Regions from separate parts of the Mus musculus genome. Here region 1 is linked to region 2. Evidence: chromatin contacts called from ENCODE POLR2A ChIA-PET data. All regions are on one chromosome and are shown on one strand. The core of a region is the stretch at or near the end of the contact, and the rest is flanking DNA. Distances in the headings are between cores, read along the strand shown.

Region 1 (4,158 bases), core at 36-2,535, 530 kb before region 2:
ATAGCATGCTTGGTTTGCTTCCTTAACAACTGCGGTCCAACCTGCCTGGGGCTGAAAAAACCCAGTGATCTGGGCCCTCTCATATCAATCATTAATCAAGAAAATGTTCCCAATCTGATGGAGGCAATTCCTCCTTTAACTACCCTCCTCTCAAGTCACTCTAGTTTGAGGCACATTGAGGTACGGGATGATAGCCTATGTAATGATTATGTAACTAACTGTCCTTTGATGTGAGGTTCATTCCAGATGGCAATACGAAACTTTGCAAAGTGAGGTAACTCGTGAGACAGGTTAAAACTGTCCTTCTTTAGCTGTCTACCACCATCGGGAATTAACGGACATCAAAACGCTCAAGGAGCCCTTCCAAAGGCCTATTCTCTTAGAAACCTAGTCTATTCTTCTATCTTGTAGTGTCCAACTTCAAGTACTTCACCAATACCACTGGGTGGTGTCATCCTCCAGTTAGAAAAGCCAGCTCTTGGCCGGGCGATGGTGGCGCACACCTTTAATCCCAGCACTCGGGAGGCAGAGGCAGGCGGATTTCTGAGTTCGAGGCCAGCCTGGTCTACAAAGTGAGCTCCAGGACAGCCAGGGCTATACAAAGAAACCCTGTCTCGAAAAAAAAACCAAAAAGAAAAAGAAAAAAAAGAAAAGCCAAATCTTGAATGTAGTGAAGGCAGAGTTTGCAGCTGCATCTTACTAATGTAGGCGCCGGGCATACTGAACTACACTGGGGTTTTTGCTCGCACTTTGAAGGGTGAGAACTGTGAATCGCTCAAGTGTCCCGCAAAAGCACAGAGTGGATCCGCGGTCCCGCCAGGACTGAAACCCTAACTCGTCAAAGCTTAGAGGAAAAACAGCCCACACTTCCGAGTCATTGTTCGTCCCTTCTTAACTTTTGAAAGACTATGACGCCATGAGGCCGAAACCTGGAGAAGGAGCGGTGTTGTCACCTGAGGACGCCGCGACGCGGGCCACGCAGCGCTCCTGCACCTCCAGGGGCCGCGGCCGGAAGTCCCGGGCGGGCTGCAGGCCACCCTGAGGTTCTCCCCCCTCCCCCAGCCGCTCCCGGTCCACGCCGTTACCTGAGGAGCCGCGGGATCCTTAAGCGCCCACTCCGCTCGCGTAGTTGCCCGGTCCTGTGGCGCCGCCACCGAGGCAGCCAATCGTCGCGCGAAACGCTGCGCGTGCCCCTGAGTAACCAAAAAGAGCAGAGCGGGCGAGAGGAAGCGCGCGAGAGCACGCGGGGACGAGGCTGCGCGCAGCGAGCATGCGCGAGTCCGCTGGCTGCCGCGGGGCGGGGCGGGACGGGGCGGGGCTTCCGGCGAGCTGGAGGGCTCAAGGATGGTTCCGGGCTGCTGGAAAGGAAGGCGACCTCGAGGTCGCGTTCTGTGGGAGGAGCTGACAACCAGTGCGCGCTAACTGGGGAAATGTGTGGTTCTCGGGCTCATCCCATGGAGTATCTTCACTGGGCAGTGGTTTCCTTCTGTGCGCAGTGCTTTGCGGGGACAGAAGGAAAGGTCCTGCGAAGTGAGCCAGAGTGAGACTTAGACATCGGCCAATGGTTTCAGAAAAGCTTTAAGGCTGGTGACATTTTGACTTCAGGACTAGAAAGGGTGTACTCAGAATGTTCAATCGCAGAACTTAAAAGAAAGGGCTGAACGCCAGGGATATTTTTAAAGCGAAGTATAGGAGTAATGTGGAATTCTATTAGATGATATAGCTGATAATATTCGAATATTTTTCTCCTTTTAAAGAAAGAGAAGTAGTGTCCCTATGCTGCCCTATCTAATCTAGAACTCCTGCACCCCACCCTAGCCACTGATGCTCTGGTAATTTAGTGTTGAGCTATTGAAGTCACTCTAACTTATCTATTTATTGAGGGCATACTACATGCCAAGTAGTCTTCTGGATGCTGGGGTAACAGTAATAATAGTAATTTTTTACACCCACAGCAGAAAATTATATTTATTTTCTGAATTAATAGACAAAGTTCGTGAAAGACTTTATTTTGGCTTATAGCAATACGAGATCCGTGTCCACCATGCTAATAAAGGCAGGATGGCAAAGTGGCTAGCCATCCAGTCAAAAAACAAGAGAATAGAAAATGGAGCTGGGCTCTATAACCAAAAAGCAGTGACCCATTTCCTCTAGCAAAGGTTCACCTTTCAGAAGTGCCACATACTCCACAAAGTAGGTGACAGGAGGAATGAAGCATGGAAAAAAAGGATGAGATGACCAGATGGAAATTATTTGGAATAAATAGAGCATAATACTAAAAAGAAAAAGTTTCATTATTTATGTAACTAATGACTAGTACTAGTGACTTGTGACAGATTCAGGCTTTAAATGCATTTTTAAATTTTATTTATTACTTTACATTAGTCGGAGTTGAATCATATTTTTATGTAAACAAACCACCACTAAAAAAATATGATTATGGTGGTACACATCTGTAATTCTGAACCTTTGAAGAGTGAACGTGAATTCCAGGACAGCCTGGGATACATAGCAAAAGTTTCCAAAAAAGAGGCCACACTAACTTCTAAACAATGAGCCCTAGCAGGGCAGTGGTGGCACACACCTTTAATCCAGCACTTGGGAGGCAGAGGCAGGCGGATTTCTGGGCTCAAGGCCAGCCTGGTCTACAAAGTGAGTTCCAGGACAGCCAGGGCTACAGAGAAACTGTCTCAAAAAAACAAAAAAGAAAAAAATGAGCCCCCATAAAATGAAAAATTGTGTACTTTCAGTATACAGTAGTGTTCCAGAGATTAAGATAGCAAGGGAAGATCAAGTAAGAAAAACACTGAAATTCAGCACAGCAGACATAAAATCTTGAAGCTCCATATTCAACAGCTGGAATTCTTTGGACTCCAATAAGCTTGCACAACCCTGTGGGCACTAGCTCTCTTGCCTATAAGTCATGTAGCCTTCCATCCACACCTGCACCTCAGTGGATGTCCCACAGTTGTAGTATCTCCAACATCACCTCCCAAGCGTCATACAAGAGCCTCTCTGGACCTCTTCAGGTGTGAAGGGATTTGTGCAGGCCTGTGCTATAACGTTCCAGAAAGCTGAGGAGACCAGCATCTTTCATGTGGCATCTTTCATGCCTGATAATCAGTGCCACTCAGACAAAGCTGCCAAGTTCTTGGCCATTTTGGAATAGAGGTGCAGTGGCCACTGTGTACTTTTAAGGCTGATCTGAGAAAACATTGTAATGGGTGCTTGTTTTATGCAGAGAGTGGTATTCTCAGTTCACCCTCTCTCCATTCAGATGAATTTGCAAATTCTCAAGTTGGAGCCTTTGATGGTTGGGTCTTACCCACAGGACACCTTTGCTATTGTCCCAGTGCAGAGTAGATTTCTATTTAGTGCCACAGATCTCTTTAATGATCACAGCTGTTTTGTCAGCAGCCATTTCTTGTCTGCAGCTTTAAACTTGCTCACAAAATGGCACATTTTTCATATCTTTATGTTCTGCTTCCTGCTCTTTCTCAGTGTGGACCTGAATAAAAGCAGTGAGAGATCATGTGTAACAGTCATGCAGCACGGTCTTCATGTGTGACTCTTACAGCAGGAGCAAGGACTGTCTCTGCCTACACTGCCAGCCTTTCTGCTAACTGGACTGCCTCATCTACTGGCAATAGAAGATGCGCCTAGTCTTACTGCAACTTGATATGCCAAGGCTTGTCTGTGGGAGGCCTGCCCTCTTCTGAGAAGGGAAGGAGGGAGGGGTGACTGCAGAGGGAGGGGAGAGAAGAGGGAAGAGAATGAGAAGAGAGGAGGGAGGGGAAGCGTCTTCGATATGGGTGGAAATTAAAAAAAAAAAAAAAAAAGCCGGGGCACACCTTTAATCCCAACACTCGGGAGGCAGAGACAGGCGGATTTCTGAGTTCGAGAACAGCCTGGTCTACAGAGTGAGTTCCAGGACAGCCAGGGCTATACAGAGAAACCCTATCTCGGGGGGGGGGGGGGGGGGGGGGGGGAAGCAGTGAACAGTGGCCATAACATAGCCCTTTTCTGCTGTGACCAAATAGCCAACAACAAAAGCAACTTAGAGAAGGCTTTATTTTGGCTTGCAGTACAGTGTTCACCATGGTAATGAAGGGAGCATGGCAAAGTGCTTAGTCTTCCAGTTAAAAAGCAGAGAACAAG
Region 2 (3,995 bases), core at 1,244-3,743:
TAAGGAAAGCAGGAGGCTGGGGGGAACCAGAGACAGCAGCCGAATGGACAACAGCGAATCACCTAGCAATTGTCACCTCAACTACTGGGTTGATAATTAACGTCTGTTAAGGGAGGTGGGTGGGAGGTAAGGGGAGAGAGAGAGAGAGAGAGAGAGAGAGAGAGAGAGAGAGAGAGAGAGAGACCGAGACCTCCGTTTCCGAGGAAAATGAAGTGAAGCATAAGAATGAAACCAATTAGGTGACATTTGAACTTCCTGCCTGAGCAAATTTGCCCTGATTGCCAGAATCCGAGAATAATAATACAATTTCCAGAGTGTGCGGGGACTCGTAGCTGCGGCATCTGACTCGTGAGCAAGCTGCCGACAGTGGCTACCTACAACCCGCAGCCCCAAGCCTGCTAGGGCCTCCTCTTGTGCTCCCCAAATCGCCAGGCTGCGCTCTCCAAACAGTCTAGCCCGGCTGAGGCTGAGTGCGCGAGAGGCGGGGGAGGGTGGAAAATGCGAACCATGTGTTTGGGGGGGGGGGTATGTTATGGGTCTGGTAGTTTGAGATGAGGCTGGAGACTGTGTGTGGCAAGGAAACAGAGGGGCAAGAGTTTCAAGTTAATGAGATCAGGACACCCCCTGGGAAGACTCCTTAGGTTTCCAAAAGAAAAGAGCCACAGGTGGTGGGATAGACACTCGCTAGAGGCCGAAGGTACTGGGGTTCCCGAACGCGTGCAGGAACCCACTCCGCTCTGCACACTGCCTCTGAGCTCCTTACCTTGGTCGGTGATGGAGCGGATGCCCAGAATGTCCGTGACGGAGTGAGAGGAGGGCCAGGTGCGCGGCAAGGCCACCGATCCGGGGATGGCCGGCACCCCAGGTGGTGTAGGCACCTTAGCTGCTGCCGCCGTGATGGGACTGGGATATGAGTAAATGTGGTTGTAGGGCAGCGCGGGCTGCGGCGCGGGCTGGTGCTGCTTGTATGAGTCGTAATGACCCTGCTGGGCCAAGTTGCCGATCTTGTTGCGCAGAATACGGCTGATGGAACTCACCGAGGGCACGTTGTACTTGTCGCACACGCCATCCGCCAGCAGGCGGTCCCGGATCTCCCAAGCGAAGATGCCTGGGTCCCTCTGCTTGTAAGTCCGGATGTGTTTCACCACAGTAGGGGTGGTGACCCGGGGCTTGCTCCCCCCAATAGCTCCCGGCAAAATCGAACCGGTCTCGTTGTAGCGCGCCAGGATCTTGCTGACGCAGCCGTGCGAGACCCGTAGCTGGCGGCTGATGTCACAAGGTCGGATGCCCAGTTGGGCTAATTCCACGATGCGAAGCCGAATGGCGTTGGGCAGCGGCCTTCCGTTCACGAACACTCCTCCCAGCTGGTTCACCTCCCCGAAGGCTGGCTCTGCAAAAGGAGCACAGAGCGCGCCACAACGCGCACCAACTGCTTGGGACAGCCGCCTGCCACTCGGCCTCCAAGAGCGTCCAGGGGCAGGGTTATGACACCCTTCTATAAGGACTGGGGTTGCCCCGAAACCAGACTGTTCCGGCCTGAGCCAAACGTCTCAAAACAAGCTGCGGCCAGACCTCGCTCCTACTTTGCGATTCCCAACAACAAACAAGAAGAGAGACCCAGGGCAACTCCGGACACTTAAAACTCTCCGAAGCAGGCGGGGAAATCGGTTCTGAGGCTCCAGCGCGCCCCTCTTTGCCTGCCTGGTACCAAAACACTCGGCCCTTGCTCCCTTCCACCGCCTTACCCCTCCCTTCTGCGGGGTTAGACGCAGTCCAGAGAAAGCTGGGGGGGGGGTGTTTTTGTTCTGTTTTGCTTGCAAGTGTAAACACGTGTGCAACAAAACTTGGATTGACACTGGAGCTGCGAGATTCGCCAATGCCACGGCCCTCTTCCCTTAAATCGCAAAATGGCATCAATTGTCACCCAGTGGCTCTCACAGAACCCTTTCCGCCACTGACCCTTGGAGGGTGCTTACAGCTCGACGGACGCAGTCTGAGTCAATACAGCGCGGTGGCGCGCCTCAGCTCCCTCCCTCTAGCCCTCGCCTGCTCGCTCCCTCCCTCCTCGGATCTGACAACGTCCCCCATCAGCCACTCACCCATTGCTCTGAGCAGTACACCAACCCGGCCCCAGTTCCGCACTCCCAGAAAGAAACTTTTTTCTTGTTCTCACTGAGCCGGCCTGTCGCTGCTCCAAGCCGAGGGTGCCTTGGCTTCTTCCCGGGAGGAGGCGACAAGAGTGCCAAAGGAAAGAGTAAAAGGAAGTCTGTGCCGGGCTGAAAGAGGCTTGAGTTCTGCATTTCAATCTAAGCAGCAACGTGGGCTGGGCTGAGCAGGGCCGGGCGGCTCAGTCTATCACTCACTTGTGACACACCCCAAAAGAGGTGGGCCCGCGAGCAATCTGCGTTGTAATTGGTGCAGGCCGGTGAGTGACAGCTCAGTCCGGGAAACTCCTTCCGCCGTCTGTTTCTGGCTGGCTCCGCACCTGGGTGACTAAATACAATGAATAAGAGTGTTTGACGTCTTCCCAGGGGCGCCGCAAACAGAGTGCAAAATCAAGCTGATAAAAATGCTGAATAAGCGAACAGAAGCTTTGGTCTCGGTTTGAATAACTTTAAGTGGGTAGAGACCGAGGACACCTTTTGGGGAAGAGATGAATTTGTCAAATTAAAGTTGGAGGTTAGAGCTCTCAGAGAACAAGTGGCACGACCCTTAAGGGATGACTGAGAACTACCTGTCATGCTGACCTTTGGGGACTGTCAGAATCTTGTCCACAAATTCTATCTCCTTCCAGTTCACTCAGGATGGGGAGAAGTCGAGTGGAGGAGGCGCTTGAGGTGTAAGGACAAGAGACTCCTTCCCGTACCCCGCCCGAAGTGGTTAGTCCAGCAGTGAGGGGCTAAACCTCAGTCAAGCAGGATCCTAGCAGAGGCCAGGTGCAGTGAGGAAAAAAAAATTAAAAAACCAGACTAAAGAGGAGCACAGGACGTCCACGGGGAAGGAGGGTTGATCCCCGGAGCGCTGGTGGCAGTGGCCACGTCCATCCCATCCCACCCCCTTGCATCACTCACCCAGGGTCCTGGTTTCCGTGTGTAAGAATTTGCCAGGGTTCTCAACACCATAGAGCCACCTTGAAAGGTTTGATTTTAAATATGAAAGTCAGCCCCAAGGAGGTACCCGCTGACACTGCCTCTGAGCATCTGTATGTAATTCCCCGCGACTTCAGCTTAGCTACCACAGATGCTGTGTGGTTCTGCCTACCTGGGGATTTTTCACTTTCATTCACCCAAATCCGAAACGGATAGAAGAGTTTGGGACAGAGAAATGCATTTCTTTATGGAGACAAGGTTGTGACGTATGTGGACGAAATAAGGAAGAGAAGCATTGTGAATGGATTCGGGTATTTGTGTGACACCGGAAAGTGGATGATATTACTTCGTCTCCATCACAACAGCCCTCTCTTTAACACATATCCAGGATGTAGGTGATGCGCGCACTCTCCCGAAGGTTCTGCACACAAAGAAATCAGAGGAATCCCGATGTTCACCAGTAAATGACAAGAGCCCAGGACGTCTAGTAATCAGTCTTGGAGCTGACCATTGATCTCCAGGCATCTGCTTCTGTGGTGGGTGTGCACCCTGAATTCAAGTTACAATCAAGTTAAGGATTGAAAGATTACTTCAAATGTCTTTTATTGCAGTCAGGTATTTCCACAATGAGGCTTCACAAATAGAAATACTTGAACATAGCCCCCCCCCCCCTTTATTTGTTGGTTTCAGATGTTCAAAGTCATTTCAAGGCTCGACTTTGTGGTTTCATCCTTGTCTCCGCTCAATACTTGTATTGCGTAGTCAGGTGCTTTATAACAAGGAAAGCCAAGATTTCAGAAGCACCCCCAGCCCCATGCTATAGTATAAATTACTTGCAACTCAGAGACTGAGTGGAGATCAGAACTTCGCCTGAGACTTGCTCACAGAAGATACTGTGCTCTGCTC

Evidence for each region. ChIA-PET counts read pairs that join two places held with the same protein, here RNA polymerase II (POLR2A).
Region 1: POLR2A ChIA-PET joins it to region 2 with 11 read pairs in Patski. The contact joins the promoter of Prps1l3 here to the promoter of Pax9 in region 2. POLR2A ChIA-PET finds 5 or more read pairs at or near these places in 2 of 5 experiments (Patski and embryonic stem cell).

What each region holds. Positions count from the first base shown.
Region 1 is chr12:57,227,539-57,231,696 of GRCm38, reverse strand. Prps1l3 (phosphoribosyl pyrophosphate synthetase 1-like 3) reads right to left here and starts at 1,285. Exons shown (of 2, transcript NM_001037746.3): 1 at 1,086-1,285. It overlaps Mipol1 (mirror-image polydactyly 1), which reads right to left and starts at 1,272. Exons shown (of 10, transcript NM_001164370.1): 1 at 1,086-1,272. Gm40426 (a long non-coding RNA gene) reads right to left here. Exons shown (of 2, transcript XR_872774.1): 2 at 4,054-4,158.
Region 2 is chr12:56,693,969-56,697,963 of GRCm38, reverse strand. It overlaps Pax9 (paired box 9), which reads right to left and starts at 2,493. Exons shown (of 4, transcript NM_011041.3): 1 at 2,100-2,493; 2 at 764-1,390. The coding sequence starts at 2,103. Gm15524 (a long non-coding RNA gene) reads left to right here and starts at 3,197. Exons shown (of 3, transcript XR_003950120.1): 1 at 3,197-3,995.